Regions from separate parts of the Homo sapiens genome. Here region 2 is linked to region 1. A link is a loop called in an ENCODE intact Hi-C map of the cell type or tissue named here. Cell type or tissue: endothelial cell of umbilical vein. All regions are shown on one strand. Each heading gives the region's core, and the rest is flanking DNA. Links, peaks and the distances in the headings are about the cores only. Region 1 has its middle 230 kb from the start of MIR2054. Region 2 has its middle 13 kb from the start of MIR2054.

Evidence for each region. A loop is a pair of places that touch in the nucleus more often than their neighbours do. Peaks named below come from ENCODE experiments on the same cell type or tissue, not always from the same donor. Only the 100,000 strongest peaks of a DNase experiment are listed, where the experiment ranks them.
Region 2: it touches region 1 in a loop (8-fold over the local background); 6 of 110 quality-filtered maps call a loop at or near these places.

What each region holds. Positions count from the first base shown.
Region 1 is chr4:125,738,868-125,741,800 of GRCh38, reverse strand. No RefSeq gene overlaps it. Among named protein-coding and RNA genes, the nearest start is that of MIR2054, 230 kb to the right of the region's middle. RefSeq lists a silencer at 1,693-1,987. In endothelial cell of umbilical vein, for the core only: no CTCF peak of the experiment used is centred there; DNase peaks (open chromatin) are centred at 1,840 and 2,730; H3K27ac peaks cover 2,500 bases.
Region 2 is chr4:125,518,687-125,521,619 of GRCh38, reverse strand. No RefSeq gene overlaps it. Among named protein-coding and RNA genes, the nearest start is that of MIR2054, 13 kb to the right of the region's middle. RefSeq lists an enhancer at 761-2,933. In endothelial cell of umbilical vein, for the core only: no CTCF peak of the experiment used is centred there; DNase peaks (open chromatin) are centred at 809 and 1,159; H3K27ac peaks cover 618 bases.

The DNA.
Region 1 (2,933 bases), core at 369-2,868:
AGTCTGGGGAAGGCCTTGAGAATGTCCCTGCAGTGCAAGAAAGATAATTGTCCTTTTTTAAACAATGTTCTTCAGAAATGAGAAAACCTATCTTGGTCTGAATTCCCTATAAACAAAGAAACAAACAAAACCCCGCCTGGTTATTAATCTTAAAATGCTATATACAACACAGATGGTGGTAATGAAAGATGCAGTTCAATCCTTCTCTATTAATGAAAAGTTTTAAACTGTGTAATTGCTGTACTATTTCATTTCATCCTTTTCTGTCATTTTAGTAATATATCTAAGCCAAACAAAGAAGTGTCTACAATAAATTACTATAAGAGAATACTGTTTTCTCAAGCATAAATCTGATGAGAATGGAACTTTAATGATTCTGACTGTGCCTATGTAGCCTTACATGGAACCATTAGATCAACAAAGCCAGCTGTTTTTAAGTTCCATCAGGAGTCAGTATTAAAATAAAAGTAAATATTAAGTCTGAATCTAATTCTATTTTATAAATATTGTCAATTTTTTAAATACTTTGCTTGATTCTCTTTTTAATTTTAACTTCTTCGACTTGATTATAAAATATTTTTTCTTCTTTTGTATGTCAGATAGTATGTTTCTCCCTGGAAATAAGGTTCTTTAAACTACCCTCATGATTCTACCTACCACGTTTAACCTCTAAGGGCTCCAGGATATATCAAAGAAGAATTATGGCAGGACTATAGAATGATTTTCTATACATTTACTTAAGCATATTATAAATGTGAAGTTTTGCTACTTAAGTAGGATCTTCAGAATTCAGGATGTTCTGAAAGATTTGGGCAAAAGGAGATTTATACATACACCGGATCAAATTTCCAAAACAAAAAATATAGACAGACTTTCTCAAACACTAGCTTCTACAGGATGATTTGCTTTATTTTGGGATATCATAATGTCACTTTCTGCTAGTATACATTATATATACTGATTCATGAAGCAATTTCACTATCAGAATTCTCAGTATAATCAACAACAATGGAGAGGAGGTGGAAGCCATGGATACTTATTTAGCACCTACTATTTACCATACACCTACAGTTTATTTTCCTGATCCATACTCCAGAAAGAGCCTCACAACTAATGAATTTTATGGGAAAGGGAGAACATATATGTGTATACATATATTTAATAAAAATAAAATTTAATAATTTACATTCTCTATATAACTATCTATATAATGTAAATATAACATATATAAATATATATATTTATTTATTTATATAACTTCCCTAGGAGCCAGAATCAAGAACAAAACACTCTTAGTCAAGATATTCTTTAAATAGCAGGAATTGTTTGGATGTCATGGTTCTATTTTATTTAAAGGGGGAGTATATTTCTAAGTAGTCAATCTTTTTTTCTAATCTAGCTGGAGATGATGGAGTCAATGTGCTTCATAAGGAATGTCCTTACTCAAAATGATCATGGTGTCACAACCATTCTATTGTTTCTGGTCAATTTCTATTTTAACTCAGTACATTTTAAAATCAACAATTATTGAAAAGGAAATCTGTATTGTTCATGACAGTTACACCATTCTTTTCTAAAACAACAGAGACTTTATTAAAAGCAAAGTTGCATACGGCCATTTCTTGAGTTTTTAATTTTATTACCAGTAAAAAGAACAAAACATCAGACAAGACTATTGTCCGATCCATCTGGTGCTATATTTCCTCCACACAAGACTTGTATCACACACACAATATTTCAACTGCAAATGTTGTTCAGCTTTTAAAACAATTGCCTATCAAAGCATCCAGGTCCCATTGATAACGGAGCAAAGCCTTTCCTGCAATTGTGAGCCAGGAAATGCTGGCCCCTTGGCAAGTCTCATATGTCCTGTTGCTTGTAATCTCCCTCCCTCCTTGCTGGAATGTGTTATTTTTAAGCAGCTAGACTAACAGGAAGAGAAAGTTGTACTTCTTTTCATGATATGGAGGCAGGCAGGGGAAGGCAGTAAAGCAAGAAACTGTTTCAGGAATTGAGGCTGATCAGATCTTAAAACCACTTACCAGATACCTAGCCACAGCTGTGAGAAAAATCTCCAGTTCCAAACAGTTTGGAATCAGTAGTAAGTCCACCATTCCATAGCCCAATACATTTTGCAGGCTCTGTGGACTGAAAAATTCAGACACAAACTGTACTGAAGGTGTATAGAACTTCATTGTTCTGTATTTACATGGATTAAAGAATGTGTTTCATTTTGCAGAGCAGCTCTGAGAATAAATCACTCTAAAGAGAACCACAGAAATAGAGACACATTTTATATCATGATGATTGCTGAATGTTGAACCAACATTCAATGGAACATTATACTGAAAAGCATAATTGCATAATTTGAAAAAGAAACACACTCTCATACTCACCTATGTCAGAAAGAGTATTACATATTCAATCTATCATATCTGTGTCTATAAAAATGATTTCATTACTTAAATAATTCATTTTTTCCTCTAAGTGTTTGCTTAAGGACAGGTCAGTGTTAAGAAAACAAAAATTGACCAAGGGCGTGATGAGTATGAAGGGCACTTTGCCTTGCTCATCTCAAACAAAGCATGTTTCTGCCTTAGATGTTTTGTTCTTGATGTTCTCCCTAGAATGCTCTTCCCCAAGACTGGCAAGTCTCCCTCTCTCCTTTAATCAGGCTTCTGCTCAAATGTAACTTTTGATGACTATCAAATCACACACACTACTCTATCTTCATGGACTTCCCCACTTTATGTTTTTCATAGCCCTTAGCATCACTGATACACTCTATACATTTACTTGTTTCTCCTGTGCTTATTTATTAACAATTTCTCCTCAAAGGAACGTAAGGCCCATGTGAGCAGAGACTTTGTTTTGTTTACTATGGCACTCCAAGCATGAGGAGAGAGCCGGCCATGGCAAGTGGCAGACGCTCA
Region 2 (2,933 bases), core at 130-2,629, 220 kb after region 1:
ATGTAATAAATGGTGCTGGGAAAACTGGCTAGCCATAAGCAGAAAGCTGAAAAACTGGATCCCTTCCTTACACCTTATACAAAAATTAATTCAAGATGGACTAAGACTTAAATGTTAGACCTAAGACCATAAAAACCCTAGAAGAAAACCTAGGCAATACCATTCAGGACATAGGCATGGGCAAGGAATTCATGACTAAAACACCAAAAGCAATGGCAACAAAAGCCAAAATTGACAAATCTAATTAAACTAAAGAGCTTCTGCATGGCAAAAGAAACTACCATCAGAGTGAACAGGCAACCTACAGAATGGGAGAAAATTTTTACAATCTACTCATCTGACAAAGGGCTAATATCCAGAATCTACAAAGAACTCAAACAAATTTACAAGAAAAAAAAAAAACAACCCCATCAAAAAGTGGGTGAAGGATATGAGCAGACACTCCTCAAAAGAAGACATTTATGCAGCCAAAAGACACATGAAAAAATGCTCATCATCACTGGCCATCAGAGAAATGCAAATCAAAACCACAATGAGATACCATCTCACACCAGTTAGAATGGCAATCATTAAAAAGTCATGCACTCAAAATTTTAGACTTCTGTTCATTAAGAGTATAAAGAGGATAAAAAGACAAGCTAAGGAGAGGGATAAGGTATTTATCACACATGTGACAAACAAATAGCTTATCATAATATACATAAGTAAGAAAAAGGTGATCCCATAGAAAGTGAACAAGATATTTGGATAGGCACTGGGTTTATGGAATTGGTGGCATGAAGGGAAATTTTGTGTTCTATCTGTGTTGGCATGAAGGGAAATTCTGTGGTCTGTCAGTGTTGACTTCTTGACCTGGGTAGTCGTAGTTCCACAGATGTTCACTTCGTGAAAGAATGCATCTGTACAAAATCTGCACAATTTCAATCTGCAAAGTTTTCTGTACTTTATTTTTTATAATTATTAAATGTTCTAAAAGCAAGATTATTTCACTTCCAGTAATAAAAGAATTGTTGAGGAGACTCTTCAATGTGGAAATCAAAACCAGCAATTGAGGGTAAATTTCAATAATTTCCAAGAAGAAATAAGGGCCTGAACAAAGAGAGAGCCAGTAGAAACAGGAAGAAAGGAAACCATTTCAGTGATAGTACGAAGTTATAAACACGGCTTGACCATTAAAGTGGGGAGATAAGGTAGAGGAAAGAATTTATTTAGAATGACTCACAGGTCTTGAGTGTATTGCTGGAAAATTATTCATTTGCTGGAAATATTAATGAATAGGTTATATTTATGTCCTGCTAAGAATACCGAGAGAGAACTGGAGAAGCAGATATAAATTCAGTAATTCTACATTTTATTTGCAAACTGTTGAAACTGAGCTTAAGGCTTATGTCATTAGACTCGAATTCTTAACCCAGAAATACCAGATAGCCTGAACTGGAGTGTACTAAAGGAATGGTACCATTATTGTAGAAAGACATTAACATTTCAGCTTGCAACATGGGTCTTATCAATAATTAAGTTTCTTTACAGTGCAAATAAAATGAGATCACAAAAAAGAGTAAAAATGATTCTTCTTGGAAGCAGTTGAGTTTAATTAGCTCTTTATAAGCAGTGTAATAATTGGCAGCATTCAGATTGCTGACAGCTTCACTTCTCACTTCTTTATTTTGCTCCCTTCTTTCTTCCCCTCACTTCTTTTAAAGGAAGATCAAAGCCTGTATAGCTGAGTGAATGCTAATGGTGCATACATTTATTTGAAAAGCTTTAAGGCCTTGAAAATCTGCACGTAAGATTTTTTATTTTCAAATGTCTGCCTGTAAGTGTATTTGACACTATTAACAGGAATAATCTCTGCTTTTATTCCCCCGTCCTTTTTAAAAGAAAACAAGTCTAATTTTGGAAATGTTGATTAAAATGAGAGTTACATAACCTTTTTGATCCTCCACAAAATAGGTACTTTGAACCACGACTTGCCATAGAGTTAATGAGTCTCTTCCTCATGCATATGTACTTTCCTCCACATTGTACGCTGCATGAGGAGGGGCCTGAGCCTACCATACAAGCTTGGGAAAATGATTAAACTCTCTTGTTGGTGAATATATAACTCTGACAGGTGGGAGGTGTTGCTGTTGCAGTTTGTAAAGAAAGAATGGAATATTTTCCGCTGGACAAAAATTTCCCGGATTCTTACATGAACAAAATGCCTTCCTCTCTTCTCAAAGTAATAAGAATTACCCATGGCAACTTTGCAAAAGTAGTCCAGAGTTTTATCAGAAAATAGAAACTGATAAATAATTGTGCTTAGAGGAATTAATTTTCTGAAGCATTGGCAGAAACTTACGACGTTTGCTTCTTGGACTTCACTCTCTGGATATACATTATAGTGGGATATTTAGTGTTGCTGAATATTATGCTTAAGTCAAATTTCAAGGGTTAATATATACACTTCAATACTTTGCCTGAGAAAGAGAAAGTTTTAAGTTAATAGTTGTTCTTATTATTTTTGTTGAAGAAGGAGAGAAAGAAAAAGAGGAAGGAAGGGAAAGTAGAAGAAATACAGTATCTACAGCATTCGGTAATTTAGAGAAGCTGTATTAATTTTTTTCTGGTAACATCTCACATTACTGTCTTAAAGAATGGCTGCATGGAATTAAATGATAATTTACTAATTAGAAAGCATGCAAACAAAAGTTAGTATAGCCAAACTAAACAGGAGAACTAGAAAAAAACTGCCTTAAAATATCTGGCCCTTGTCCTATCTATTATAAGAAGATATACTGCACAGTTTATTAGTCTATACAACAGAATGTTAAAAAGCAAAGCATTTCAACTAAGTTTCCAAAACATTAAACCCCAGTTTCTCCCTAATTTTAAAATAAAGTTCAATAAAACACCTATGCGGTGTGTGCCAAGGGTGGGGGTTAACACCTTTG